5 separate regions of the Mus musculus genome follow, and regions 2, 3, 4 and 5 are each linked to region 1. Evidence: chromatin loops called from intact Hi-C (ENCODE). Cell type or tissue: heart. All regions are shown on one strand. Each heading gives the region's core, and the rest is flanking DNA. Links, peaks and the distances in the headings are about the cores only.

Region 1 (5,912 bases), core at 463-5,462:
CTAATTAAGAAAATGCACCATAGACATGCCTATAGGCCAATCTTATAGGGGCATTTTGTTAATTAAGATCCCCTCTTTCTAGATATGTCTAGGTTTGTGACGGGTTGACAAAATCCAACCAGTACATTTGGGATCAAGAGAGCTATGGCCTAGCCTTCCCCAGCCAGTAACTAGAGGGCAAGACACAGGAATCATTGGAAAGTAGTGCAAGGCTGGTGGATTTTAAGAGGCAGCTTAAGCCTCTGTTGTGATTAGTAGAACACGGTCATAGGTCACAGATAAGACCAAAGGGCTGAGTCGGTTGAGGAAGGCTTTGTTGGGAACTCTGCTGAAACATCGCTCCAATTGTTGAAGAGGGTCAGGGTGAACTTATTAAGCTAAGATCAGAGTCTAATTAAGGTAAGATCAGAGGAATGGCTAATATGCAAGGACTATGAGATCTAATTCAATTCTGTTTCAACTTTCCCCTTTAAGTCTTGCTCTCTGGGAGCTAGTAGCTTACTATATTCATCACCCCTTACCCCAGGTGGTTAATTGGACTTACTTTTTGGTCCTAGTGCCCCCAACTGGGCCTTTGCTCTTGACCTCCTCTGCCTGAGGGTTCTGTAAGGCTTCAGTGCCATGTCCTCAAGGAATCCAAGCCTGGTTCTCCTCTCTCCCCACCACATGCTTCTCTCAAGGAGACCCAGGCATAGCTCGCTAGCTGTATTATACCTCAGACAACTTTGGGTTTGTGCCCCTCGCTGTATTCGACACACTTGGTATGGCCCTGCATCTCCTTTAGGCAAGAGTGCCTACCTAGCCTTATGCCATTCACCCAGGAAATCAATGGTATGCAGTTAAAGAAACATCTCTAAAATAGAAGGACACACCCTCTCGGCAAAGGCTGCAGCTGATTGTCTGAATCCCATGACTTAAACCAACATGCCCTCTCTTGGTTTTGTTTTTGTCTTTTGAAGACTCTCTTAATTCTGATTCCTACTTTGGGGAACTAAAACAAACAAGCAAACAAAAAAGATACCTTGAGAGGTGAACCTGAGACTATTTATAAAAAGAATTAACAACATGTCTATAGCTGTTGAGAATGAGAACCTGGGTGACAGCTTTGACATCTCTCAGCAAGTAGACTTTCTTTGGTCTGTCTGGTGTTGCCTCTGTTCACGTACCAGTCCTTAGATTACAGCCAAAGATGGTGGAAGATGCTGGATTCTGAAGTAGCAGGTAGTTTCTCTGGGTCTTCTTCAAGGTCTAGACTGAAATCCAGGTTTGTGCTAGGCTGTGATAGGTGTCTTAGTTTGGGCTATTATTGTTATGACCATGACCAAAGGTAGGTTGGAGAAGAAAGGGTTTATTTGGCTTAGGCTTCCACATTCATAGTCCATCACTGAAGGGAGCAGGGCAGGAACTCAAATAAGGAAGGAACTCAAATAAGTCAGGAACTCAAATAAGGCAGGAACTTGGAGGCAGGAGCTTGTGCAAAGGCCGTGGAGGGGTGCTGCTTACTGGCTTGCTTCTCATGGCTTGCTCAGCCTGCTTTCTTATAGAACCCAGGATCACTAGCCCAGGGTGGATCACCCGTGATGATGCTGGGTCATTCCCTATCAAATCTCTTAGTAAGAAAGTGCTCTAGAGACTTGCCTGCAGCCCAATCTTACAGGAACATTTTTCTCAATTGAGGCTCCCTCCTCTCTGTTGACTCTGTCTTGTATCAAGGTGACATAAAACTAGCTGGCCCAGGATGCAAGATTTGGACTTCTCTAAGGCATGGAGAAAACAGTGTGATCAAAAGGGTAGCAGAAATCCCATTCTACACAGACCACCTTTAGATTTCATCTTGAGCTCAGCCCAGTTGGAGTCACACAGTATTTAAGGAATAGAGTGAAGCAGTCATAGAGAGAGAGAAATTGGAAGGAGCTCTTTTTCCGCGGTGTCTGTGACTGTTTGAGATAGAAACAGACTTTATAGCTAGGGAAGGAAAGTGGACCGGAGGAGATGGGAGCTTTTATTGGTTAAACCTCCTCTCTATTTGGTCTTCCCTTGGCTTGAGAGCACAAGGAACATGAAGTAGAGTTAGTTAGATGCAGGACTCTGGCTCTGGCTCATGAAAAAGGATGTGAGTATGAAGTTCCTGCCGCATTGTTTAGAGACGCCAAAAGTGGGAAACAGCCTGATTTCCACCAATAGAAGGCAGCCTAATTAAATTGCTTTATTTTATACAATGGGACACTGTGCAGCTGTGAGATGCAAAGAATGAGGAAGCCATTTATGTGCTGGTGAAAAAAAAATACTTTGAAATATTTTATCATGGGAATAGAGTAAAATCTGGAACATGTATGGTATGGAGGGAAAAAAAGAATATGTATTATGTTAACTCCATGCATGAAGGGATGCTAAGAGGAGCCTGAGGAAGTAGTGCCTGTCTGAAGCCCTGGGCTCAGTAAGTGTATAAATGGGGCCCTGCCATGCAGGCTTAAAATCCTAGCACTTAGGTAGGTGGAGGCAGGAAGGTCAGATGTTAAAGATCATCCTCAGCCACATAGCAGGTACGAGGCCAGTTTGAGGTTACATTAGAGCCTGTCTGAGAGAAAATAGCACACTAAAAATAATACAGTGAGGTAGAAACGATGGTGGTTACCACAGTATGTGGAGACAGAACATGGAGAAAGATGGAGGTTTGGGGGATGAGTGGGGCAGAAGTCTTGTTATTGGTTATAATTCCACACTCATTTTTATTTTTTTCTAATTTTCTGTTTTACCTGCATGTATGTCTGTTCTCCATGTGTATATAGTACTGAAAGAATCCAGAAGGAGCCATCAGATCCTCTTGGAACTAGAGTTACTAATATCTGTGAGTCACCTTGTGGGTCCCCTGTATGAAACCAGGTCCTCTACAGGAGTTACAAACGCTCTTAATGGTGGAGTCATCTCCCCAGCTTCTCCTCTGTCTATATTCTTTTGAGTTTTGAATAATGTGATTGTGTGACTGCATGATCTGTTTATAATTCACATCAAAGAATCATCCTGACTCTGCTACTGTTATCAGCTTTCCTTGGTCAAGCTTTTAAACAGTTGTTAGTCCAAGTTTTGAAATCAGGGAAGATGGGCCCTAAGCTGTGAGTGTGGGAGGGTGGGGTGGGGTGTGGGGTGGCTCACTAACATTGCCAGGCCATTTCCCTTCCTTAGACAAGTGCCTAGGTCCCCACCCTGGGCAGGACTGTGATTTACTGGCTCACATTTCTCCAGACATATTTCAGGAGTCAGTTCTGCTCCCGACACTTGAGTCCTCCCCCCACAGCTCAGAATGTTCCCTGAGCTTGAAAGTTCAATGGCCTTTGAACTCCTTTTGTAGGTGGGGCAGCTTCTAGAAACCTCTGTTTTATTTCCCTGTTGGTTGATTTCTCCCAGAAGAGTGTGGGGATGTTAGGACAGAACAGAGTGTTCAGGGTTGAACAAAGCCCTCCCCCAGACATGTACAGGCCTTCTAGGTCCTGGGTGAGGGAACCAAGGGCAGCCTCTAGTGGCTGTTTCTAGATATGCGTCAGAACTCTGGGAGCCTTAGGAACTGGAACTTGCTCCTTTTGAGAAGGCCAGAGAGAGCTGTTGAGTCACAAATGGGATGGCAAGACCGGGTGACATTATTCTGTGAAGCCTTTACCAGAGCCATGTGTGGTGCTGGCCTGTAAGTCCCGCATTTGGGAAGCAGATGCAGGGGGATTTCGAGTTCAAGGTTTGAGATACAGCTACATAGCAAGACTCCGCCTCAGAAATAAACAAAATGTTTCACCATGAGCCATGGCTAGGTCAGTAAGTACTCAAGTCAAGCTGAGCCTGTGTTCTGGACTGTGAGTCCAGAATCAAGACCTGACCCGGAATCTTATCTTTCTATCTGCTTGTCTTCCTCCTTCTTTCCTTCCTTCCTTCCTTCCTTCCTTCCTTCCTTCCTTTCTCCCTCCCTCCCTCCCTCCCCTCCTCCTCCTTCTTCTTTCTCTCTCTCCCTCCCTCCCTTCCTCCTTCTTCTTCTTTCTTTCTTTCTTTCTTTCTTTCTTTCTTTCTTTCTTTCTTTCTTTCTTTCTTTTTCCTTTCCTTTCCTTTCCTTTCCTTTCCTTTCCTTTCTCCCTTCCTTCTTAGCTGCAATCCTAAAGCCCAAAGCTTCTATTCTACACTGGCTGCTGTGTGGGTGGCTACATTCCTTGCAGTTTGTAACTCTGCATAAACCAGGGCACTGATGTTTGTTGGATGAATCAAACCAAGCCAATTTGGATGCGCTGAAAGTGAACCTGAAGTTGGAACTGCGTCATCTACCTTAACTTGTTTCCTAAGTTATTTTAAAAATAATCTCTCTCTCTCTCTCTCTCTCTCTCTCTCTCTCTCTCTCTCTCTCTCTCTCTCTCTCTCTCTGTGTGTGTGTGTGTGTGTATTAGGCAGGCTTGGTAGTACATGCCTCTAATCACAGCACTCAGGAAGCAGAGGTAGGCAGCTCTTTATGAGTTTGAGGCCAGCCTAGTATAGCTAGTTTTAGGGCAGCCCAGACTACATTGTGAGACATATACTTTTTGTTTTCTTATAAAAATTGATATTGGGGATATTGATAGTTGATATTTGAATTGCTGTATTGGGGATATTGATTAGATCAGTTTTTCTCATTTAATGGGAGATAACATTTTTGTTTTCTATTTTAAAAAATAAGCTAAGGTGATGGTTCCTTTTAGAGGCTGAGGCTGGGGGATTGCTGTAAGTTCAAGGTCATCCTGGGCTATAGAGACAGACCTCATCTCTTATGTTGCTGTTCAGCTGCTGGGTACAGTGAACCCCTTTGGAACATTTAAAAGTGTCTTTTTACATGACATTTACACCCCCCTTTTCTACACATTCCTTTACATTTCTACAGTGCAGGCTACCATCCACAGCCTACATCTCTTAGAGAAACTGTATATCATGTTACATGATTAACTTTGCTTCTGTCTTCAGCTGCCCACTTTGAAGTTTTATCTTGACTCATAAACCCTATCAGTGAGCTTTGCCTCTGAATCACTCGAAGATCTTGGTAAAATGAAGAGATTTGAGTCAAGGGGTGGGGCTGAGACGCTACAATTCTAAGGAGATGCCAGCTAGTGACAGCTGTGCTGTTCTAGATTCTGCACGTCGAGGATGAGGTCATTTAAAACCAAGGACAAAAAGGTTCTGAGAACAGGGACTGCCAGCAGTGAAAACCAGTCTGGCTGCTGTGGGCGGGTCCTGCTGAAGGTGGGGCCGCTGCTGAGGGCAGGGGCAGGAGTTTTGCTGGTTGATGTTGGCCAGCTCTTTCCAATGCACTTTTCCGTTTCTTGTAAATGTCTTTTGTCTTTCCTGGGTTGGAGACAAACCGAGAAAGCCAGCCAAAAGCCTAGCGGAGACAGGATTTGTGGGTAGCAGATGCTTCTTCAGGTGTCCTGAGCTGAAGGAAACAAGGGTACAGTAGCCAGATGTGACCTCCGAAGTCTGTGTGTGGGCACCGGGAAACAGCCAAGCCAGACTTTGGTTATCTCTAGGTCTTGGCTTTCTTTTCCCAACGTGACAAGAGAGGTGGCGCACATGTGCATCTGCAGGAAGTATAAACCCCTAACTCCTTTACCTGTGTTTATTAACTCAAACAGGACTTCTTTATCGAAGCACCATTGACATTGGGGGCTGCATAGTATTTCCTGTAGAGAAGGCTGGGTATCCTACGCTTTACGGAATGCTTAGCATCGTCCATGGACTCTATCTACAAAATGTTGGTAACACCTCTAAGTTGTGACTACCAAAAATACAAACATGGCGCAGATGTCAGCGTGCGTGCGTGCGTGCGTGTGTGTGTATGTGTGTGTGGTGTGTGGTGTGTGGTGTGTGGTGTGTGGTGTGTGGTGTGTGGTGTGTGGTGTGTGTGTGTGTGT
Region 2 (5,912 bases), core at 545-5,544, 210 kb before region 1:
AAGCCTTAAAAACTTTGTACCATTTCTTAGTATCTTCACCACAGTTATATATACACTTAAGAACAGACGTCTAAGACTCTGCCAGTTTCCTTCTCTCTCTCCCCCTCCCTCCTTTTTTTTTTTTTTAACCTTTTCAGATCCAGTGCTACAGACACACACTTCATAGTTCCCAGTTACTAGGATCAAATTGTGATCACAGAACAAGAAGGAGAAATAATCCCATCCAGGCTGGCCAAGGACAGAGCACCCAAAGAAAGGAAAAACAGCCAGGCATCAGCTTACAGTCACTCCCATGCTTCTGAAATGCCAACCTGCCAAGGTCCCCAAAATAGACTTGTTGTTGTGCCTTTTTAAAAAAATTAGAGACCTCATTTCAGTGTTAAGATAGAAGCCAGCCTGAAACAGTACTCAGTCTAAAAACTGAAGTCACCAAGACCCCCACATCAGCTTCCTTAGTCATGTAACTGCTGCTCTGGAAGTTGGGGTTTAAAACAGTCCAAAAGCCCTTCATCTGGGCATAGTACTTACCGTGTTTGAACCCCCTTCTCCAGAAACAATTTCTTTATTTTTGTTCATCTCTCTTCATACCCCATACCCACAATTCTAACATGTACTATTCACTATTCTTAAAAGCACTGCCAACAGTTAAAAAAAAAAAAAAAAAAAACAAAACACCTATCACAAAAGCATCAGAGCCACAGTACAGGGTAGCATGTGGTGGCGGCATAAACGTCTGCATCAACTGACCTTCCGGACTTCAGAAGACAAGAGTGACAGCCATTCCGAATACAGTTTCGGCTTCAGTCTCAAAGGCCATAAGAAGTTCTATCCAGTGAGTTCATTCCACTGAGCAATGGTGGCTTCTCGACACTCTCTTTAGGACATAGTTACCCATCGATGGAACAGGCAGCTTGTGTTGAGCAATCTGCTTAGTGCAGCTGCTTCACCGAGATAAGCAGACACCAGGTCTGCCTGGTGACAGCAGCGCAGCGGACTGGGCTTGGGCGGAAATCCTGTATCCTATCCCCTGTGCTGTGCAGGACCCTGAATTCCCAGACTCTGCCCAAAAGCAAAGCAGCAAACCTGGAGGTCTGTTTCTCAGGCAGGAAAAGGAGGAAGAGTACACACCCCCAACTTAAGCAATGACCTAATATCACCGTTTTAGATGTTCATTTAATTCAGTACTTCTCAAAAACAGCTGCTCATGAAGCCGGCCCAACTTTAAATTCTCTTACAATACAGACAGCTATGACTTGGAAAAGTTTCCAATCTGTAAACAAAGCACATTCATTTCAGCGCTACATTCTGGGGTTCTAAAGAAAAGAACTAAGCTGTTTGATTATCTAACGCCGTCTGAGATCCATGTACTGTCTTCCGGATTTAGAAACTGCAATGGCTCCAGTGTGACAGAGAAGGTAGGCTTGAAAAAACAACAACAACAGGAAAGCTTTGCACCTGTAATACAGGAAGTAAAATCTGTCCAACCTAAGATGACACGTGTTTTCTGACAGCAGTGACTATTAACTTGGCAACTTACATGACTGAGCAAGTAGGACTACAAACCAACAATATCGACATTCTAGTACACAACAGAGACATGATTCTTAAGCTGTTAAGTCTTATAAACTGCCTTGCTTACCTGGTGCTGACTCAGGTAGAATAATTTTCTCTGGTTCTTCTGTCTCAGCACCACACTGCCCGGTGGTGTCTTCGTGCGTCTTCTCTATCTGCGGGGTCTCCCCAGGCAGGAAAGCGCATGCACTCTCTGTGTAAGCATTCTCTAGCTGCTTAGTCTCTGGACTGGAGAGTGACGGATTCTGGGTTTCTACTTTAGCCATCAGTGCGTTGGAGGCCCTGACTTGCCTGATGACGGCCTCCACTATCCTAGTGGCGGTCTCCTCTATGGAGTCTGCTCTGGTAGGCACATCTGCAGCTTGGGTTGAGACAGTAGTGGCATTACTTTCCTCTGCCGGGATGGAAGCCTGTGCCACTTGCTTCATGTCAGCTTGGGGGACATTGTTATTGATCACTGAGAGCCCTGTCTCTGTGGGGAGGTCCCTGGCAAGAGGCTGCATTGGTTTTTCGATTGGGGTCTCTTTGGAGTTACTCGTGGCACAGTTAAGGTCTGTTCCCTCCAGCGTCTCTCTCTTGCAATCAAGTGGTTCTATCTCTGGGGTTATGACTTCCTGTAAGTCAGTGACACCTTTGTCCAGGAAAGCTTCTGGCAAACTTGGAGTCATTTGCTTCTCTTGGTTTAACAACTCTGAAATTGGGATGTCTTTGATACAGTGTGATGCATCCTTTTTTCTGGGCTCAGCAGTAGCTGGTGAAGCATCAGCCACTGTAACATCCTCCATCGCACTTCTGCTTACCTCACAAGCATTGGTTTCCCCTTGGAACTGAGTATTCTCTACGACAACATCGAGAGCAGAAGGCTGATTACAATGGAGTGCCTCAGACGCACCTGGCAGCCCACTTGGCAACAGAGATGAGCCGCTCTGCTCTGTACTCGAGGCTTTCTGCTTTGAATCGGCAGACAGACTCGTTCTTGGTGGCACCAGGCTCTTTGCAGCCCCACCTTCAGTCAGCAGGGAGACCTGTGGGGCCACTTCCTTGATGTCTTTAGTTTCTGTTTTCAGACAGGCAGAGGGTGTGTGCTGCTGTGCTTTCTCCTCGGCACAGAGGGCTGACATAGGTTTTTCACAGAGTCCTGGTATCTCCTGCCCAGAGGGAGGTGTTCTCTGGTCTTCCCTTGACATTTCTGAAGAATGCACGTCTTCTTTAACTGAAGAACAGCTCATTGCTCTATCTTTGCCATCTTGCCCCAGAGCTGTGGAACTTTCTGGAACCACTACACTGACACCTTCTTCAGGCAGAGTAAAGTCAGAAACCAAAGCAGCTTTATCCACGTTATGCAGTAAAGAGTCACTCAGCACTTCAAGTGTTGCTGTTGGGCTGGAACCCTCCTGTTCTCCACCAATGCCTACAGGGCTGGTATTTCCCATGCTGGTCCGAAGCTCTACAGCAGAGGATGGAGGTGGGTCAGTGGCCCCGTCTCCTACCTTATCGGTATCACTCAAATCTCTTCCATCTGGGCCATCTCGACAAGCTGTAGTTCTATGGAGCTGAGGAGTTGCTGTTCCCTTTTCTTTCTGGGAGGGGACAAGAGAAAGTGCGTCATCTTTGGTTACTGATTCACTCTCTGGACTGCTTGCCAGAGAGAAACTGCTGGCTGGAGGTGATACCTGGTCTGGCGCTAGTTCTTTCTCAGTCTGGGAGACAACTGAAGGCAGACGTGGAACATCCTCAAGCACGTTCGTTAAAGGTGTATCTTGCTTCAAACCATTTCCTTGATTCTTTGCATCTGAAACACAGAGATGACAAACCCCCACAGATTTCTGGGTATTTTTCACAGTGTCAGAAGTGACTGTGTCAGCTTGTGGGTCTTCTGGGCAGAGGGTGGTGCAAAGTTCTTGCGTGCTTGGCTGCACCATTGTGCTTTCAGGCAGGCTAGCTTTACCACTGCCACATTCTTCCAACCTGCCACTAGAAGTCACTGTGCTCGGCTGATGTGTAGCCTCAGCAGAAGGCGTGCCAGCCTCAGCTGTAGAACAGAGCAGCGCCTGGCCACTTAGGCTTTGAGCAGGCCGTGCATGAGACTCTGAGTTCTGTTCTGGCATCCCATCTGAACTTGGGCCTGGCATGGTTAAATCCAAAGGTGATGCTGTCTTACAAAAGCCTGCTATGGAAGTATCAGGTTCTTGTCCACCTAAAACCTTGTTTTCTATAGCAGCAGCAGGAAGCACCGGGGAGCTCTGGTCACTTGTGGTTCCCCCCTCACAGCCTCTCTCTTGAGTTTCCATTCCTGGTTTTTCAGTGGGGATTTCTTCAGAACTCAATGCAGGTGAAGCCTCAGCAGGAGTGTTAACACCTACGGCACTGGTGGCAAAGACATGGTTTGTAATATCGGCTTTCTCCATGGGTTCACTTAAAACTTGAACAGCAGTTGTTTCAGTTGTGCTACTGTCTGAATTCTCAAGTCTTTCCTTTGTGCCTTCCCCTACTTGAGGCTTATTGTTCTGGGTGGTAGCATCTGGGGTAAGCAGGCTATGTTCCAGTTCCCCTGCCTTTTCTGGGGCACCAACATCTGTTGAAGAGCTGTCTGGTAGCTCCCTTCCAGAAGAGTGCTGGCATGCATCTGGTTCTGTGACCATGGCATCCTGCAGCACACTGCTCCTGCTGCTCAGTGGCTGCTGACATGTGGCTACTCCAGAATAGTTTGTTCCAGTTACTTCGTTTCTGTTTCCACAGGATGGAAGACCTTCTCTGCCCTTCACTCCACAGTCGGGTACGCTCTGAAGGCAGCTGTCTTGATGAGATGCAGACCCGGAGTCCATGGCAGATGCTGGCTCCGCCTCTTCCCCCTTTCTCCCCACATCTTTATTTTTCTTATGAGAACAGATGACATTTTCTTCCTCAACCATGCTTGACAAATCACAGGAACTTTCAGCCATCCTCCCAGGACTCCTTTGGCAGCACAGAGTGCTCTTAGTTTCTTCAAAAGGAGGATGCTGGTGGTCAGAAGGCTCTGGTACACAGGGAAGGAATAGGCCATCTGTCTCTGGTACACTGGGCACACAAGACGAATCTTGTGCTGTCACCATTAATGGCATGAGATTGTCCATCTGCTTCAAGTTTGTTTTCTAGGAGGAAACCAAAGATACCTTTTAAAAATTGATCATGAAAAGAAAAGTGTGTGTGGGGGGGTGTGCTGACTAAGAGAAAAAGATGTCACTGATACCTGTAAGCCAAGTCTTGTTGGACAAGCACTGTCTTTCCGGGCCTTCTATCCATCTGCCTCAAATACCGATGTAAAGACACAGTATAATCAGTTTTAGAACCCCTTTCAAGCAAAATATTCAGCCACGTAACTACATTCCCAAAATATGTTCAATCCAACATATCTACGCTTTTAGAATTAGGAATTCTATGTATCAGTTAGATAAAAAGTGGGTTTTGTGCTGTCCATACAGCATATTAAAGAAAAGAGAGTGTATACTATTAGCCAAACCAAACTCTTAACTACTGTCAAGGGTGTTATGGCTTGAGGGCACTAAAAATATGATCAAAAATGGTTTTTAGCACCTTAAAATTAATTTAGTTTTGCTTGCATCTTTTCTGAGACAAGGTCTCACTATGTAGAGAAATTTGCTATATAGACTGGCTAGCTTCAAAACGCCTCAACCCTTCCGTTTCTCCATCCTAACTACTGAGATTGTACCCACATTACTATGCATAGTGGAAAGGTTCTTAAAAATTAATTATATGAACAAATACAGCAAATAAGAAAGAAATGGCTAAAACAATCACAGTTCATCAATGTTATAAAAATAACACAACACTGTTATAGGAACTATGAAGACAGCCTAACTATCTAATCTAGTCTTCTGCCCCTGGAATGTGTGTGTGTGTGTGTGTGTGTGTGAGAGAGAGAGAGAGAGAAAGAGAGAGAGAGAGAGAGAGAGAGAGAGAGAGAGAGAGAGAGAGAGAGAGAAAGAGAGAGAGAGAGAGAGAGAGAATGAAAAAACTAAATAAAATTTACAGTTGATCAGAAGTTATTAATTAAGGGGGGGGGAAAAAAAGACCGAGGCGATAGCTCTGCTGAAGAATGCATACTTCTCTTGCAGAGGGCCTGAGATTTCTATTTTCAGCACCCTACATCAGGCACCTTACAAACACTTCTAATTCTAGCTGCAGGGAATTTGATACCTTCCTGTTTGCATTTATCTGCACATACTCCCCCACAACACACATGCATGGGGGTGGGATGTTTGCACACATGTGTGTGCACACACACAAAATTAAAATAAGTCTTAAAAATAAATAATATAAAAATATCATAGACGTACAGA
Region 3 (5,912 bases), core at 373-5,372, 120 kb before region 1:
GAGAAGGCCATTCTACAAGTGAGAACAGCTGTATCCTGTCATCCAAAGGAAAGGAAACTGTTAAGTGACCTAGGCATCCAGAAAAGGGAGAGAAATCCCACAAATTCAGTTAAGTGCTGACATTTATCCCTATGGTAGTAAGAACACACTTTAAATTTAGAAAATTCATACTCAGCTGTGAAACATGTAAATTGATTTCTACAGGGGTTAAAATAGATATCCAGTTAAGAGACTGCCAAAGCCATGCCTTTATACTTCCTCCACTCTCCCCTCCCTTCTATCTCAAAAATAAGCAGCCTAATGGGCCAAGTTATCAGCCACCTGGACTGCCTAAACAGCCCTTACCAGGACACATCCCAAGTCCTATTTGTGGCTTATCTTGCTGGGCCTGGCATAACAGAGCCATGGGGGCCTACCAGCTTGGACACATAACAAAAGCACCATCAACTGAATTACACAAGTAGAATAGAAGGCTAAAGAAGTCACAAACAAGCTAAAAGCAAATAACATTAGCCTTTAAACTAAGAAAAACATCTCTTGTGGCTAAATATTCTACTCAAAGATGATTCCACAATATTTGGGGAACAATGACACTGAAAATCAGGAGAGATGTCAACTTACAAAATAATCTCAAAGTCAGAAGGACCTGTGTTTACTAATAAGACTTAACGTAAAATATCTGTGAGTGTCCTAATGAACTGAAAATGCTACTGAAATGAGAATTCCAATACTTTCAGCAATTTCCTATTTGGGTGTTTTGTTTATTTGGTTAGCTTTTTGAGATAGGGTCTCTGGCTGTCCTGAAACTCGCTCTGTAGAGCAGGGTAACCTCAAATTCACAGAGATCCACCTGCTTCTGCGTCTGAGTGCTGAGACTAAAGGTTTGTACCACTACCACCCAACTTAAATGAAAAGTAACTCTTCCAATGGGACTTAAAAAAAAAAAAAGAAAAATTAGTTATATGTATGTGAGTACACTGCCGCTGTCTTCAGACACACCAGAAGAGGGAATTGGGTCCCATTACAGATAGTTGTGAGCCACCATGTGGTTGCTGGGAATTGAACTTAGAAGTGGTCAGTGCTCTTCACTGCTGAGCCATTATTTCTCCAGCCTCTCTAATGGATTTTTTTTTAAACCACAAAACACTTCTGATCTGAAGAATCCCTGTTGTGCTTTATAACATACACCAAACCATGTTTTTTTGTTGTTGTTGTTGTTTTTAAAAGTTGTGCCTGTGTGTGAGCCTGCATGCACACCTCCAAGAGTTTTTACATCACATGTATGCAGAAGTCAGAGGGGCCTAGAAGAGGGCATTACATCCCATGGAACTAGAGTTATGGATGCAGTAGGGAGCCACCATTTGGGTGCGTGAAATGAGCCTGGGTCCTCTACAGAGCAAATAAGCACTCCTAACCATCAAGTGCCATGTTAGCATAGAATCTATGTGGAGCACCATCAATCCTGTTTGTAGAAAATTTCAGCCAGTCAGCCAGCCAGACAGACAGACAGACATTGCTCTGAAGTAACAGAAATGTTTTGGAACCTCTCATACCACATGGAGTAAGATATCCTTCACTCATCTCTAACATGTCAAGCAGTTCTAACCAAAACTGAATCTGCAATCTTGGGTGACATGGTAAAAGAAAAATATCATTAAGTATTATTAAACACCTTTAAAGAAACACTGTATATGTTAATATTATACAACACATATATGAAAACTCTCTTTCTAACACTTAAAGGTTGTCATGAAAAATACAGACATGACAGATGTGGTGAAATACACCTTTAATCTCAGCACTCAGGAAGCAGAGGCAGGGAGATTTCTGAATTGGAGACCAGCCTGGTCTACATAGCAAGTTCCATGCCAGCCAGGGAGACACAGCAAGATCCTGTTTCAAACAAAACACAGAGTCGGAGGCTGGAGAGATGGCTCAATGCAACCATTGCACACACTACCCTTGCAATCTGAGTTCCACTCACATCACCCAGGTCAGACAGCTCATAAATGACTAGAACCCAGCTCCAGATTCAATGTTTTTGGCTTCCTCAGGCACCCCCCCCCCCCCCCCCCGCAAACACATGTATACCCACACAGAGAAACACCCACACAGATTAAAAAACAAAAACAAAGACACAAAAAGAACTGGTTCTTTATAAAAACATTTAGCATTTTTTGCTGTGCAGAAATAAATGGCATGAAATTTAGAAATGTAAAATAACTTGTACTTTACCATAAATACAAACAGGCCATATCATTGTGCATGTAAATTTAATATTTAATATATGGAGACTATTTAATGTATGCTTTCTCCTCCCAAGTCCCCATACACTAACACAGCCCAACTACAAATAACTTTTTAAGACAAACTGCCTTGGTATCCAGCCCAGCAGGGATGGAACTAAAGCAAGGCAGGGGACCCACAGCCCAATCTCCACTCTCTTCATCCTTCTTCTTCCTTGGCTTATGCACTGAATGCTTGTGGAAGGCCCTAGATATTTTCAAACTCATTTCTGCACAGGACTAGAAAGCCTGTAATATTTAAACAAGTGAGAAAGAGGTGGTTAACTAGATCCAATATGCCAACCCATCTCACCTTTGTTGTTGTTGCAAGTTTCTTTCCTGGCACCTGAAAACTATTTCTAAAACTCAACCACGGGCTTTTGTTTTGTGCAGTTTTAAAACAGGATCCCACGATGTAACCTTAATTAGCCTGGAACTCAAGAGATACCCAGCTGCCTGCCAGGATTAAAGGCCACTACACTTTCAGATTGTGTTGTAACCACCGAGAGTTAGAGGTGGTTGTGAGCTGCCATATAGCTGTTGCTCCTGAGAATCTGGGTTCAAAAGCTACCACCCACATGAAGGCTAACAGCTGTTGTTAACTCTATTTTCATGGGCTCTGACACCCTCTTCTGGCCTCTGTGTCCACTGCATGCATATGGTGAACTGACATACACTCAAGCAAAACACCGGTATACACAAAATAAAATAAAATCTAAAACAAAACAAAACAAAATTAGGGGAAAATGTAACATTACACTACTAGCATATACACGAGCCACAAGAATTTGAACCCAGACCTGACTCTAAAGTCATGTTTATACTTTTTCCACATACAGAAACACGAGAGTACCTTAGGGATGTGGCCAAGAAGGAGGGAAGGTGGTTTTGTATACTGTACATTAATACAGAAAACAATGAAAAGAGTTGTTATTAGAAGATTTTCATTAAATAGAAGATGCTTGACAGAGGGTGTGAAATTTTACTAATTAAGTCACTGAAATGAAGAGACAACAAAGGTAGCATTTGTTGTTGGTCTTCATTTGTAAACTAATGTATACATGACACCTTCTGCTTTTCCAGAACAGCTAACAAGCAAACAGGCCAACCCACAAGCAAACAGAAATGCTGACAACTTGAGAAACTGCTGGAAAGCACTCTTAGACCTTTCCACATAAACATGGGCTTCGTTTTTTTTTTTTGTTTTGTTTTGTTTTTCTCCACATAAAACTGAGCCACCAGCTGAGAGTTTCTACTACACAAACTTAGTTGCTGTTAAATGAATAAAATTCTCTAAGAATGGTTTACTCCAAATTCTATAAAACCCAGAGGGGTCAGAATCAATATTCAAGCTTTCCAAGAATGAAAAGGGAGTCTGCTTATGGTTCAAAATTCTAGAGAAACAAATGTATGATGTTTCTGTTTGCTCCGCCATAAATTAACTAACTTTAAGTAGTGATAAGGAGCACGCCATCCTAGCACTGCATGGCACATACTCAAGAGCACACTAGCTTTTCAAAAAGCAATCACAAGTCCTGGAATCTGCTATTAAGCTGAGCAGACAATGGCCCAGTACAATGGACAAAGCAAAGCCATATACACTGACGCATGCCATTGTAAACCTGAGCAGCTAAGCCAGGCCAGAGCAAGAAACAAAAACAGAAGGCAGCCACCCACCCATGCAAGGAATGCCTCCCAGTCAGTCTCACAGAAGGCAAAAGAAATACCACAGACTTGGAGGAACTTAAAACTCAGCTATGGACTCTCCAAGACACTACTTCTCAGTTGACTATTTGTTAGCAGCCTTAACACAAACATCCACTCTGGCTGAGAACGAACTGGACATAACTAACCCTAGTGTAAGTTCTGTCTTTCTGAAGCACTTAGAACTAATTATGCAATAAATAAAATCTTGCCAAATTAACCTGCTCCTTTCCAACACATGAAACTGTCACAATTCCTAAGAAACATTCTACAGTAGGATAACCAGAGGTGATAACAAATAAGTTCAAAGGCTTGGAGCATATTCTCTAATATGTATTCCTAAGAGGGACAGGATGGTTTACAAACACTGAAGCAAAATAACAATTCGAATATTAAAATTAATAGAATGGATAAGTAGTGAATGAGACTTAGAAGAGAGCTTTTTTAAAAAGTCAATAAATGTGTAAGAAGACTGAGACTATTTTAAGTTCTGAACAAAACAGAAAAAGCAATCGTCTGAAAGCACTGAGGGAGTAAAAGCTGAGAGCTGAGAACGTTGCTGAGATTCACTTTTGTTCTTTTCACTTTGCAGGTCAAGGCTGCCCAGACCACATGGTGGAGCAGCAAGAGCTCATGCAGAAAGCTGCAGTCTTAGAAAGCTATGTGTGAATCCAAGTCCTCGCTACACTAAATCGGACTGGTACTGATGAGAGTCCAAGGCTTCTCGCACAAAGCAAAGGCACAGAAATTATACTAAAATGGATGCTCCCAAAAGAACAAGCACTAACATTCGGAAGATAAAAGAACACAATGGACCCTAAAAGAAATATCACCAAGGTGCAGCACACATTAAAGGGTACTAGGTATGTGGAATTTGTTTAAATATTTTACCAAATCCCTCACTAATAACTGAGTTAGATAAAATCCAAAATATATGTTCACTTATACTTGCATATGACTTCTAATTTTATCCACGTCGAGCTAGAGACACATCTGTACATTTTAAATCTCATCAAGACCGTATACCTAGGATGTAACAGGTACTCTTCCAACTTAGTAAGACATTTCATTAAAAACAAATTATTTGAATAAATCATTTCAGTAACGAAGCCATATGTTAACTTGGAGGGAGAAGGGGAGAAAAGATGCTTTAACAGGGAAGAAAAAAACACAAGTGCTATGAAAGATGTGGAGTGGGAGAATACTGGGGCTTAAAGATTTTATCAAGGATGGAGGGTGGATTCCAAAATGTAGGACGTATGAAAAGCATTACAGAAACCTGCTACTTTCTTAACTATGTTAAATATACAAGCACAGAGCCCAGTGTGGTAGCATATGTCTTGATAAGCAGAGGTATGAGGATCTCTATAATTTCAAGGCCAGCCTGGTCTACACAATGAGTTCCAGACCAGCAAAGGCTACATGGTGCAGGGGAAGAAGAAAGGAGAAAGGAGAAAGGAGAAAGGAGAAAGGAGAAAGGAGAAAGGAGAAAGGAGAAAGGAGAAAGGAGAAAGGAGAAAGGAGAAAGGAGAAAGGAGAAAGGAGAAAGGAAAAAGGAGAAAGGAGAAAGGAGAAAGGAGAAAGGAGGAGGAGGAGGGAGAGGAGGAAGAGGAAGAGAAAGAAGAGGAGGAAGAGGAGGAGGAGGAAAAAGAAGAGGCAGAGGACAAGGGCAACAACACACTGACAACAATTCACACAAATGTTTTACAAATGAATTTGAACAGAAATATGAGTAGGTTGCAAATGTTTCCCCCAGAAATAATAGGTTATTAAACAAAAATCCCAGTGCTAGGCATGGGGTATCTCACTATGAATCAAGGAAGCATCTGAGGCCCCCAAATCAACAATGGCTATTGCCACTAACCTTGGTTGCTCACCAAAACGAGGTGGTAAAACCCATTTGCCAACTTTGGTTGCAGAACA
Region 4 (5,912 bases), core at 433-5,432, 150 kb before region 1:
CAGGACCACAGTTCCCAGTCCATCGGACACTAACAAGGGTGGCCATGGAAAGGCTACATCTCCTGCCCCATGCAAGTCTACACATCGCTGGAAAAGGTCACATATGTTCATCGTGCACGCTAATGATCACCATCCTTCAAGAGTGTGGGGATGAGTAAGAGCTTTCCCACCCCGCCTCTCACCTGCCTTGTCCTGCTTTACCTCTCCTGTAATGATATGACTCATGATTTTAACATATATACAGTATACTGATGTACAGAATTTTAGACAGCATATTTATCTGAGTTAAGGGCATACTTGTTTTATTCAATGCAGTATCAGTGCCTAAGCGTGATTGTAAGTGCTCAATAATGTTGGCTGGATAAATGAATGCCTAACTCTACTCTGCAAATCTCTCTCCCCAATTTATCTTAGGTTAGATAACTGGATGAAAAAAATCAAAAGATCTAAAATATAATGCTATGAGGATGAAAAGATTTCAGCTCACGTCCATAAAATGACAGTTAAAAAGAACCAAGACTCAGAAACACTCCTGATAAGAAGACATAATAGGATCTCCCCTGTCCTTAGTACCAACTCTCTTAAAGAGAAAGTGCTCAGACACATTCCAAGAGCCTTGGGTACAGCCCACTCCCAACTAGCAAGCAAAGCCCTCAGCTTTACTTAAAAGCACCTCAAACAACATAAACAGAAATCAACTGAGGAATTCACTGATTTTACTACCAACTAGGTCATTGCAAGTACAGGCTTGGACTGACTTCACTGGTAGAAAATATTATACAGTTTCTTTGATGTTTCTATTTTGCCAGATAATGACAATGGCCAATTAAACCCACTTAGCAGTCTTCCTCTTTTAACATGTTCTCGGATATTCTAGTTAAAAGTCTCCCTCTCCTCAATGTAAACAGAACTCAGCTCACACAGTACCACTACTAATAAAGTTGCTACTGTCTTCCAGCTTCGAATTCCGCGTCACCAATACTGAAGCAAATTCTTAGCCATTTGCAGGCTTCACTTCTTTGGGCTATTAGACAAAACCAGTAGATGGCGCCCAATAAATCCACTTCTCTCTCCCAAACAAGAATTTTGAGATTTAAGATGAAATGGAAATAAAATACAAACCATTTTGAATACATTTAATGTGTGTAAGTGTCCCCTACGAGAGCAGCATTCCTCAAGTTCTAATCTTCCAATTCTTTCTGTTGCTGTACACAGCTCACTTTAGTTTGTTTTTGCTAAATAAACACAGCTAAACTGGATGGAGAGTGTTGGATTTAGATCTCTGGGGCACCCCAAGCTACCCTGAGCAGTCTGCTATCCCGGCAGACCTCCATTCTCCTGGCAACCTCTCTGCCCACCTTTACCAGGACTGTGGATCCTGAACCATACAGGTTAGCTTACCTTCCCCAAGCCATCTTCCCTGCTTGGTGAGTCCACTGGGTACCCCCAGCTGCCCTGAGCAGTCTGTTATCCCCAGGAGGACCTCCATTCTCCCACCACCTCTCCATCCACCTTTATCAGATCTATCTTTCTTTTTTTAAAGCAGTGTCTCCTCTCTTAGAACCGTTTCATAACTACGTGGAACGGCTACAATAATTAGGTCAACATGTAAAGAGACAGTCTATTCTCCCTTCTTAAACAGGATCAGATATTTGCTTAAAGTGCAGAAAACAAAGGTTTTTGTTGTTGTTGTTGTTTATTAATTTTCGTTTAGGAAAGCTCACAGCTGGTAGGTAACATCCGTCTTCCTTGACTCTCCACTCCTCTCCTCTTCCCCTCCGTGAGAGCAAGCTACTTAAGCTGTGCTCTTCCTACTCTGCAGCTGATAGAAGGGGGCAGACCGGCTCGAGTATTGAACTCAGCCAGATCTCAGTTATCTACTTGGTTATGAATTATCTTTCCTTCTCCAAAGTCATCAATGAAGCAGTTCAGAGAACCTCTAAGTTAATCCTCCACGTTCTAGAAGGCACAGAAGACTCTCCAAAAATCTGATCAGGCACCCAATGAAGTCAGAATAGATATTTATTGCTAACTTTGTAGGGACTGACAGAGACCTGGTTTGGTTCTAATTCTGTCCCTTACTAGCTGCATGATCCACCAAATGACACAGGTGCTGTGACACTGTCTCCCCCTCTCTAATACAGAGTAGTCATTTCATGAAGCTATTAGGATTACAAAAGAAAATTAAGTAGGGAACACAGCATACTATATAAGTACTACCAGGCATGAAATAATCAGAGGTGTATATGATTACAACTACAATATACTTTTCTGCCAATCGCTTCTGTATGTGTATATGCACTAGTGTGCATGAACATTTGCACACACACAAATATATCACATCTGAAAAAAAAAAGGCAGTATTCTCAACTATACTATCCAGAAAAACTATGGTTTTCAACCTCAGTGTAGTATGTCTTCAAACATCTGTCTCTCTCTCCTAGTCAAGAAATAAAAACAGTTAATTTTGAGTAAGATACAAACAATGTTTAATCATGCCCATAGATGTGGCAAGAATAAGGAATGTCACCGAGATCTAGAAAACAGATTTAGTAAGGGAAAGATAAAATTGCAGACCTAGCTTCTTAGGGTTTGCTCCCTGGATTTCCTTAATACAAGGATGAACTAGACAACGTCAGCTAAACCTCAAAATAGAATTTTGGTACACCAGAGATGCCTCCCAATTTTATGCTCATTAAGAGTAGGTTATGTTCATTCCTGATCTTTAAACTAATGCAAGATAACAAAAATGGTAGGAAATGAACCCACATCCAGACTGGTGGGTCTCATGAACCAAAAAAGGAATGTACCATTGCCCAAGCAGTAAGATAAAACTCACATTTCCTTCTGTGGACAAAACAAAGAGAGACAGCTGAGAATTCCACCCCAGCTGCCAGATGCTCTGTATATCACATGGGGTCAGCAGTTAATCCAAACAGAGTTTTGTGAAGGGCTCCAAGGATATACAAGAGCCAACAGCTCTTTCTTGGTTTAAAAAGGAGTAAACAGAGCCAGGGAGATAGGTTAGTGAGTAAGGGTGTTTTCACCCAAGCCTGCAGACCTGGCTGGATCCCACTGGCCCACACATTAAGAAAGAGAATTAACTCCTGCAAGTTGGCCTCTTGACATCTATGGGCATACTGTGGCACTTGTGTGCTTCCATACACATAAAATAAATAAATAATGGATGAATGGATGAAAACATAAATAATTAATTTTTAAGAAAGTGAACAAGGAAGCTGGAGATGGCTAGAGGACCTGAGTTCAGCACCTATGCTGGCCATGGGTGGTTCACAGCTGCCACAGCTCCAGGTCTAAAGGATCTGATGCCCTCTTGTGGCTTTTTCAGGCTTCTGCACTCAGTTGACACAGTCACACACACACATAAATAAAGGTTTTAATTAAAAACAAATTGATGGTCTCACTTTCAAATGACAAAGCATGTCTCAAAGAAGCAATGGAAAACTTCCATCCTCAAGCAAACACACTGGTAACTTTAAATATAAATCCTACCCCAATTTCTTCCTCCATAAAATGAGAAAACAATTCCTAATTCACTGCTTTGTCAGAGCAGTAGAACAAGGTTACTAAGAAAGCACACACAGAGTTCCAAGTAAATAACAGATCCAGGACAGCAGCTTGGCGAGAACTCGAATGTATGCTCAGCCTCACTCTGTAGTTCCTTCTCACTAAAGGACCCACCCCAGGGGTCAAAACAACGGAACACTCTGTCACTTGCTCCAGATCACGAAGTTCTCCTGTGTAGTTTCATCTCTTAACTGATCTTCCCTTTGAGGACATAAATCTTCTTGGGATAATCAAACATTACTAACCATTCACATATGGGGGCAAAGCTCTTTTCCGAGGATCACTCGGAATTCCACTAGAGAACATTAAACAAAAACTCCCGTGCCCATTTTGTGCAAGGCTCTGAGATAAAGCACAAATAAGAATGGAAGCAATAAAAAAAAATTTTAAGTGCTGCCCTCAACCTTACAAAGTATCCAACAGAGTAAATGGGGAAAATGCATACACAAAAATGCATCTGAAGTGTTTACAGTGTTCTCTGCAGCATAGCTGAGACAAGAGAGGCGTGATAGATTCCACAAAAGGGTGAAGCATAAGGCAGAACACCAGAGACAAATGGCAGGAAATTAATCCTGAAGGCTAAATGGTTTGGTGGTAGGAGTGTGTGTATTTGGGGGCAGGAGGAGGTGATGGTGTTTCAAGGCAAGCAACAAACAGTACATTTGGAACTGACTTTTTACCTGGCATTCCACCAACTCAACATAGCACCACTCATAGTAGGGATCTTTAAACTTAAAATGCTAATGTCAAAATACTGCTTGCATTTATGCTGCATAATTTATATAGGCAGTCTACAGACAAATAAAAAAAAACCTATGGAATCAGGTCTATTTGCATCATGGTCCATATTGCTTCCATATCTACATCCACACAGGAACCTGTGCAAAATTCAAAATGACATTTAAAAAAATTACTGCAAAACAAAACGTGAACTGCTAGCTCCAGTAACAAAGCAGTCCTCTGAAAGTCACCATTACCAGTGATGTGAGGTAACTACACCAGAGACAAATTGCAGGAAATTAATCAATAGTATGCACCTTAACAGTGACTTCAAAATCTATTAACAGTCTACTCAGAAAGCTGGCCTTAAAGAGAAGTTAGGCACTTGTCCTTTTGAAATAACAATCTACATAACCATTTTTTGTTTATATGTGATGGGTTGCTTTATCAGCCATGTTGGAAGACATTAACCAACCCAAACTGCTCTGATTTAATTCATCAGGGGCTTTTTTTGTTTGTTTGCTTTGGTTTTTTTTTTGTTTGTTTGTTTGTTTGTTTGTTTGTTCGAGACAGGGTTTCTCTGTATAGCCCTGGCTTTCCTGGAACTCACTTTGTAGATCAGGCTGGCCTCAAACTCAGAAATCCACCTGCCTCTGCCTCCCAAGTGCTGGGATTAAAGGCGTGAGCCACCACCGCCCGGCTTCATCAGGGGCTTTTAAAACTAACCTTCTTGTCCAGTTGGTTCATGACTAGATTTTAGTAGGCACCAGGATTACAGGATTCTGGTTTGCTGGCCCCAAGCCCAACATTTACACGTCTGAAGTGGGGTGTTCTCGAAGCTATCCTTTCTGAGGGTCCCCATCAGTTCTGCAGCATCTCCTCCTGCTGTCTGTCTAGAACAAGCTACTGCTTGTAGTACTTTACCAGTCAGTCATGTATTTGAGCCTCTGTCTCCCAATCAAAGAATTCAGTCCAAAGCTCCCATTCATGTAACAAGTACTTCATAATACCCACTTAAGTGAATTAAGCATACAGAACATTATGTTTTAATTTCCAGTGCCCAGCAAGACTCCTCTTCAAATGCTAAATGGAAAATTTAACTCCCCTCATTGTTATCTGAAAGCTTAGGAAACACAAAGCTATTATAAAATGTATCCTTTAAATAGTCACCAAAAAGCATCTTTGTTAGTTCTAACAAAGCCAAGAAAATAAAATGTAAAGCTCAAACCACTGGAAACCGGTTAGAAAGTCCAACAGATGGAACAGAAATAGTATTTGCCTTTATAAAACCATACCATGGAGCAACAGTTGATTTCCTTATACCTTCTGAAACTATTCACAAAGTACTGTTATTTAAATATAATTCTCAGATCTGGCTGGCCAGTGCCCCAGACAGTGAAACACTGAAGCAAGGCCTACCAGAAATATACTGTTACAACAGATAATCCACTTAAGAGGTCAGAATGCTAACAAGGCTCAGGGTACAAAATGTAGCCTAACTGTAAAGTGAGTCAAGATTCTTTTAGTTCCGGTATGGAAACATGTTTCCCAGGAACAGGAGTGGGAGTGGGAAGGGGAATCACTAACAAATTGGTCCTCTTTCC
Region 5 (5,912 bases), core at 294-5,293, 340 kb before region 1:
CCAGTGCAGAGCATCCTAAGCATCAGGATCTTCCAATGTAACCCTTAACTGTTAACCTCAGATTTTCCTTTGGGCAGGGCCTGTGGAGAAGACACTGACGCTAGAGGACAGCAGAATAGGAACAACAGGGGTGGATGAGAAAGGAGGCCCAGAGGAAATCAGAGGCACAAAGAAAAATCTTAACAAGCATCAAAATTTTAATATGGTATTAAAACAATAAAAATATAATAGAAAACAGATGTGAGAGATTTTTTTGTTTTGTTTTGTTTTTGTTTTTCAAGACAGGGTTTCTCTGTGTAGCCTTGGCTGTCCTGGAACTCACTCTGTAAACCAGGCTGGCCTTGAACTCACAAATCCACCTGCCTCTGCCTCCCAAGTGCTGGGATTAAAGGCGTGTGCCACCACTGCCCGGAGAGAAACTCTTTTTAAGCTTAGTATTTTTGGGAGACAGAGTCTTACTATGTAGACCAGACTGACATTGAACTCATAGAAATCCACCTGCCTTTGCCTCCTGAGTGCTGGAATTTAAGGAACACCCCCACAAGAAGCATATAGCATACTCTGTAAAAGCTTTGGACTGAAAAAAAAAACAAACAAAACAAAACAAAATTTGGGCATCTAGGCAAGAAACGGTTACCAGCCTCTGAGCATGATGGGAAAAAAGATGTGACATGAGAGTAACTAATATACTCAGGTATGAAAATACTAGCCAAAGATTTCATATCCAGAAGATCTTTTGAAATCAATAAAGGAGTCAGAAATACTATTTTGTTGGGCCTTTGAGGACACTGACCTAAACATGGGATTCTATAAGGATGTACTTAAAGAACAAATACTGTATGTCAGGCTAGGAGTAGAGTGGGTGTGCATGGTTACAGACCAGATGTGTAGACACAGTGTAACTACTTCAGAATATGGATATGGGAGACAGGCCGCCTTGGATGTAAGAACTGTATTGGTAAGAATACCAGTATCATTCTTACACTATTACACTAGAACCAGTGTTAATGCATGATTGGGACAGTATTTTTAATTAAAAGCATATTCATTCTCTCTCTCTCTCCCTCTCTCTCTCTGTGTGTATGTATATATGTGGTGGTCCATGAGTGTCAAGGAGGGTGTGGAAGCCCTTTTATTATGTGGCTTCTGGGAATCAACTCAGGTCATCACTTTGCAGCAAGTGCCTTCACCTAAACTAAGCCATCTTATCGACCCAATAGAGGTTATTCTAATTCTATAATAGAATATAGAATAGGGTATCCTTGAGAAAGAATACTCAATGTGGAAAACAGACAGACATTTGTAAGTGATAAGGTTTTAAAATAAAAAAGGCAACCTGTAATTTGTAATTTGATTAGCTCCATCCACTGAAAAGGACAACACAGTAATGTTTAAAACCTCACAGCAACTACTATATATACTATATCCCTGGTACCTAGATTTCGATCTTAAAATATTTTTCACTAAGAGACCAGAAATCTTGAAGGAATGAATTCCTTAACTCCTGGAAGCAAGCTCTGCACTGTGGCCAGTGGAGGACACTAGCTTTAAATGAGGTTGGGAACTGCTCAGAGATCTAGAACCCATGAATCCATAGTAAGTTTATTTTGGGGCTGGTGACTGATCACAAGGCCCCTCTTGCATGCAGAGCTCTATCTCTGAGCTACAACTGCAGCCTCATGACATGTGTACAACGTAGTGCAGGTACTAGCAGAGGACTGGCACACAAAGAAGACCCCCCCTCCCCCCGGCATTCAGCCTTCTATCCATCCCACGGTTCCTATTCCACAGAAACAGGGCTACCTAGGACCTGATATTTCCCTGGGAAAGAACCAGTACCACAGGAGCACACATTATGAGTAACGCAAGCAGCGGTGACTGCAAGATCTAGAGGACAGAAGGTACCATATGGAAACTCCAACTCATGGTTCAAAAAGCTCAGCTACTCCAAGGATAAAGTACAGGGCGAGCAAGGGGATGCAGGCTTGTAGGATGGCTCAGCAGGCACGCAAGGGTACTTTTATGCCAACTTGACACAAACTAAACTTATCTGAGAGAAGGGAACCTCAATTGAGAAAATGCCTCCGTAAGATGGGGCTGTGGGCCAGCCAGCAAGCCAGCAAGCAGCATCCCTCCGTGGCTTCTGAGTCAGCTCCTGCCTCCAGGCTCCTGCCCTCCCATGATGATGAACAGTGATGTGGAGGTGTGAGCCAAATAAACCCTCTCTTCCCCAACTTGCTTTTGGTCATGGTGTTTCCTCATAGCAATAATAACCCTAACTGAGATGGCAGGTCAAGGCATTCACCATGGGACCATGCCTGATGTTCACCATGGGGCCACGCCTGATGACCTAAGTTTGATCTCTGAGCCGTACATGGTAGAGAGAACGGACTCTCCAAGCTGTCCTCTAACCTTTATGTCCATGTCACAGTGTGGATTCCCCCCCACCCCACGTACAGTAAATACATTAACATAACTTAAAAATAAAACCAGAAAGAAGGGGAAAATACTTAAGTGATTATTAATGCACTTTAGGGAAGCTGCACCTGTTAGGAGGAAGTTAGATATGACGGGGACATGCAAAGGCTTTCAGGGTATCTGCCACATTTTATTTCTTAGCCTGCATAGTGCTTATAAGGGATATTTACTATAACTAAGGGATAGTTACTATACTGACACTGGGCAGTTTTTTATACTGGTGCTTTAGTTATTAATGGCAGGAACTGGCAGAGGACATTAGTGTACACACAGGAGGGGCCGATACTGTGTGTAAATTACCTTCATTTATTGCACTTTTCATCAGCGGTCCTCCTTTGAGAGCCTCCTCTGTGTTGGAGCGGAAGAGCACTCTCGGGCTGTGCGTTGGGGAGCAATCCTCTGGCAAGGGAGTGCTGCACTCAGTCATGTCCCGGAAAATCATCTCCTTCTCTTCCAGCAAGAGGAGGATCTGCTGGTCCTTCTGCTGAAGCTGTTCTGCAGGGCAAATGGAGAAACCACTTAAACTCTATGGAGCTGTGGACCACGAGATGACCGGGAGATGAGCACCACCTTGTGGCAGTTAAGGGAAGGGCCATGACAGGAGATGCCTCCCATCCTGAGCACAGGGTTGCTTCTGTACTTTGTGAAGCAGCAGCAGCACTTCTGATGTAACTGCTCTGCACGTTGTCTCTGCTCCCTTCTTGACTGTGGCTGTCTTTACCACAGTCTGGCACTGATGCCACGTTCCTGCAACCACCTTAATTACAGACCCTTATTTTAGGTCTTTTCCCACATGGATATTTATTTCCTCTTTCTGAAACACTCTACCTGTGCTGCCCTGAGGATATCAGTTTCTTCACCGGGCATTTTATGGGTCCTCCATCTGCAATGGAGTGGCACTGCTGACTGCCCTCTATATGCCCTACACACTTTCTTCCTGGGGCTCACACTCTCTGTCAACTGCCTCCCGTATGCTGATTATCCTCAGCAAGCACCCTTAAACCTACATTATTTTCTGAACGTCAGACCACTGTGTCACTATCACATGAGTATCTCAACCAAGAGGGTGCTATCAGGATAGCAGAAATGAGTCTTCCCGCTGACTGACCTCTAGTTTACGGTTTCTTCCTTAGCACTCTATCTTCCAGGATCCCCAGCTTGGTAAACCGGTATCTTTGTCTATCCTGTCCCATCACTCACATCCAGCTGCCTAGTTGGTATTTTTAATTTGTTCTTTGGCAATTTCATACATGTCTAAAGTGTATTCTTTTACCCGAATTTCTTTCCTACCTCTAGTATCTGATCCCAGGTAATTTTCCTACATTCATGACTTGCTGTTTTATTCTGAGTTTAACTAAGATCACCTTTGTGAGTCTGATGAGCTCCTCAATGGGCCTTAAGACCACAACTGCCCTTCCTCCCAATTCCATCAGCAGGGAAGGGTAGAGCCCCTATCCCTGATTTACTCTTGGGCCCCACTGAAGGCAGCCACAGCTGCTGTGGAGTACTGACTGTAACCACTGTGCCATGTCCAGAAACCAACATTCCTAGTGCTTCTCCCTGTCTTGAAGCTCTTACATTTCTTTTCTAGCTCTTCTTCCACCATGCTCCCAGAGCCTCAGAGGGAGAGGTATAAATGCTGTGCTCAGGGTTGAACACTCAATTGTCACTAACTTATTCTCTCCACATTGAACAGCCATGCATCTCTGCATTCACCAGTGTTCTTTGCCAACAGGCATCTCTGGTTGAGGCTGGCCGTAGCATTTTGATTAACAACCTTATTTCTTCGCCTGTCTGGTTACCTACTCATCTCTCACTAACTTATCCTAGAGATTTCCCGAGTGGTCCAGAAGCACCTCTACTTCCTCAAGCAATTCTCCTGAAAGGGTTCAATACTTGAAAACAGTTACATTAAGAGTGCAGCACTCTATTCCCTTTTCAGGTCTCAGCTCCTACCATTGACACGTAGACCCACCACTCCTGGCAGACAGATCAAGTTCTTTTCCATGTATCTGTCCTTTGGAGGCAAGATACTTTTTTTCCCAGATGTGATTTATGCAGCAGGTTCTGTGAGACTTACAGAGGCAGAAAGGGCAGATGCCACATATCATATGCGACCCACCAGACAGATCAATCTGTGTTCTGTCACTCATTTGTGTATCATCTAGCCAACTGCACAACAAATCTTAAGGAAGATTTTATCCTCGTCATCCAACAGGCTAGTAGACTTGATATAATGGGGGTCTGAAGTCAACCATCTTCCCTCCTCTCCCATCCATCAGTGTAACAGAATGGTGTCACTAACTCTGTTCACTTAACTCCTGTCTTATTTCTAACCAAAGAAGGTTTTTAAAAAATTCAACTAATATATAGTAAAGACAAGAAGACTACCAGGCTCTGCTGTTTGAATGAGAGGGAGTGCAGTACTAGCTGGCACTCTAGAGCTGAGGATGGAGGACCCAGAATTAAGGCCAGCCAGGATTACATAGCGAGACTTGTCTCACAACAAATAGAAAACAGGTAAGATTCTGGCTCAGTCATTAATAAGCATACACACACTTAGCCCTGGGATGTTTGGCCTTTGAGGGCTTCAACTGTGTCATCTACACAATGGGAGGCAGACAAGACTACATGAAACACTAGTGGGTAACTGAGAACTTCTCCAACAGTTCGTCCCTTGTCCCTGAGCCACCTCACAGTTCATCTGTGAGAATAACAGCCAAGAAGGCCAGGGAATGCAAGGAGTAGAATGACTAACTCCCAAATATCTTTCTCATTTTAACCTTAGCCATGGCTATGACATATGGCAAGTTCTCTATGACAAGGCATGAACGAAGTCACCTGTGTCCAAAACCACAAACACTTTCCTAGGGATGGGCTATGTGCTTGTGTGTGTGTGTGTGTGTGTGTGTGTGTGTGTGTGTGTGTGAGTGTGTGTGTGTTTTGCCTGTATGTATGTTGGTACCTCACATCCATGCCTGCTGTCCAGAGACACCAAAAGAGGCCATCATATCCCCCGGAGCTGGAGCTACAGACGGTAGTGAATAGCCAGCGAGTGCTTAGAGTTGCATCCAGATCCTCTGCGAGTCTAACCCGTGCTCTTACCCACTGAGGCATTTCTCCAGACCCACTAGACTATTCTTAGTGATGTTCCATTTCCAACATTTTACCTTTTAACTCCCGGGCTTTGGTATCCAACAATTTCTTTTCTTCTTCATTCTCACTGGGAATCCCTTCATCTTCATCTCTATTCCTGACATAACCAAAATAAAGCAGGATGAAACAAACAAACAAACAAACCAACAAACAAGATGCCGATGATGTCAGTTGTGGTCACTGCGTGTCCTCAGGAAGACACATGGAGGTGAGAGGAGAGTGGAAAGGCTCACGTACAGGGAGTTGATTGTGTCCTGAATGATCTGAATCCAGCTATT

Evidence for each region. A loop is a pair of places that touch in the nucleus more often than their neighbours do. Peaks named below come from ENCODE experiments on the same cell type or tissue, not always from the same donor. Only the 100,000 strongest peaks of a DNase experiment are listed, where the experiment ranks them.
Region 2: a loop joins it to region 1, with 2.9 times the contacts of the local background. A loop is called at or near these places in 4 of 42 quality-filtered maps.
Region 3: it touches region 1 in a loop (4-fold over the local background); 2 of 42 quality-filtered maps call a loop at or near these places.
Region 4: it touches region 1 in a loop (7-fold over the local background); 14 of 42 quality-filtered maps call a loop at or near these places.
Region 5: it touches region 1 in a loop (2.5-fold over the local background); 2 of 42 quality-filtered maps call a loop at or near these places.

What each region holds. Positions count from the first base shown.
Region 1 is chr7:75,396,969-75,402,880 of GRCm38, reverse strand. No RefSeq gene overlaps it. Among named protein-coding and RNA genes, the nearest start is that of Gm46017, 38 kb to the left of the region's middle. In heart, for the core only: a CTCF peak has its summit at 3,521; DNase peaks (open chromatin) are centred at 3,380 and 5,210; H3K27ac peaks cover 2,841 bases.
Region 2 is chr7:75,607,276-75,613,187 of GRCm38, reverse strand. It overlaps Akap13 (A kinase (PRKA) anchor protein 13), which reads right to left. Exons shown (of 37, transcript NM_029332.1): 7 at 1,628-4,703. Among named protein-coding and RNA genes, the nearest start is that of Akap13, 150 kb to the right of the region's middle. In heart, for the core only: CTCF peaks have their summits at 2,638 and 3,536 (motif pointing right); DNase peaks (open chromatin) are centred at 987, 2,597, 3,567, 4,347 and 2 weaker places; H3K4me3 peaks cover 652 bases; H3K27ac peaks cover 5,000 bases.
Region 3 is chr7:75,519,427-75,525,338 of GRCm38, reverse strand. The region is part of intron 1 of Akap13 (A kinase (PRKA) anchor protein 13); the gene reads right to left. Among named protein-coding and RNA genes, the nearest start is that of Akap13, 67 kb to the right of the region's middle. In heart, for the core only: CTCF peaks have their summits at 2,920 (motif pointing left) and 4,579; no DNase peak of the experiment used is centred there; H3K27ac peaks cover 334 bases.
Region 4 is chr7:75,551,260-75,557,171 of GRCm38, reverse strand. The region is part of intron 2 of Akap13 (A kinase (PRKA) anchor protein 13); the gene reads right to left. Among named protein-coding and RNA genes, the nearest start is that of Akap13, 99 kb to the right of the region's middle. In heart, for the core only: CTCF peaks have their summits at 1,037 (motif pointing right) and 3,346 (motif pointing left); DNase peaks (open chromatin) are centred at 2,951 and 3,691; H3K27ac peaks cover 558 bases.
Region 5 is chr7:75,736,427-75,742,338 of GRCm38, reverse strand. It overlaps Akap13 (A kinase (PRKA) anchor protein 13), which reads right to left. Exons shown (of 37, transcript NM_029332.1): 28 at 5,872-5,912; 29 at 5,649-5,731; 30 at 2,779-2,973. Among named protein-coding and RNA genes, the nearest start is that of AU020206, 43 kb to the left of the region's middle. In heart, for the core only: a CTCF peak has its summit at 3,060 (motif pointing left); a DNase peak (open chromatin) is centred at 3,058.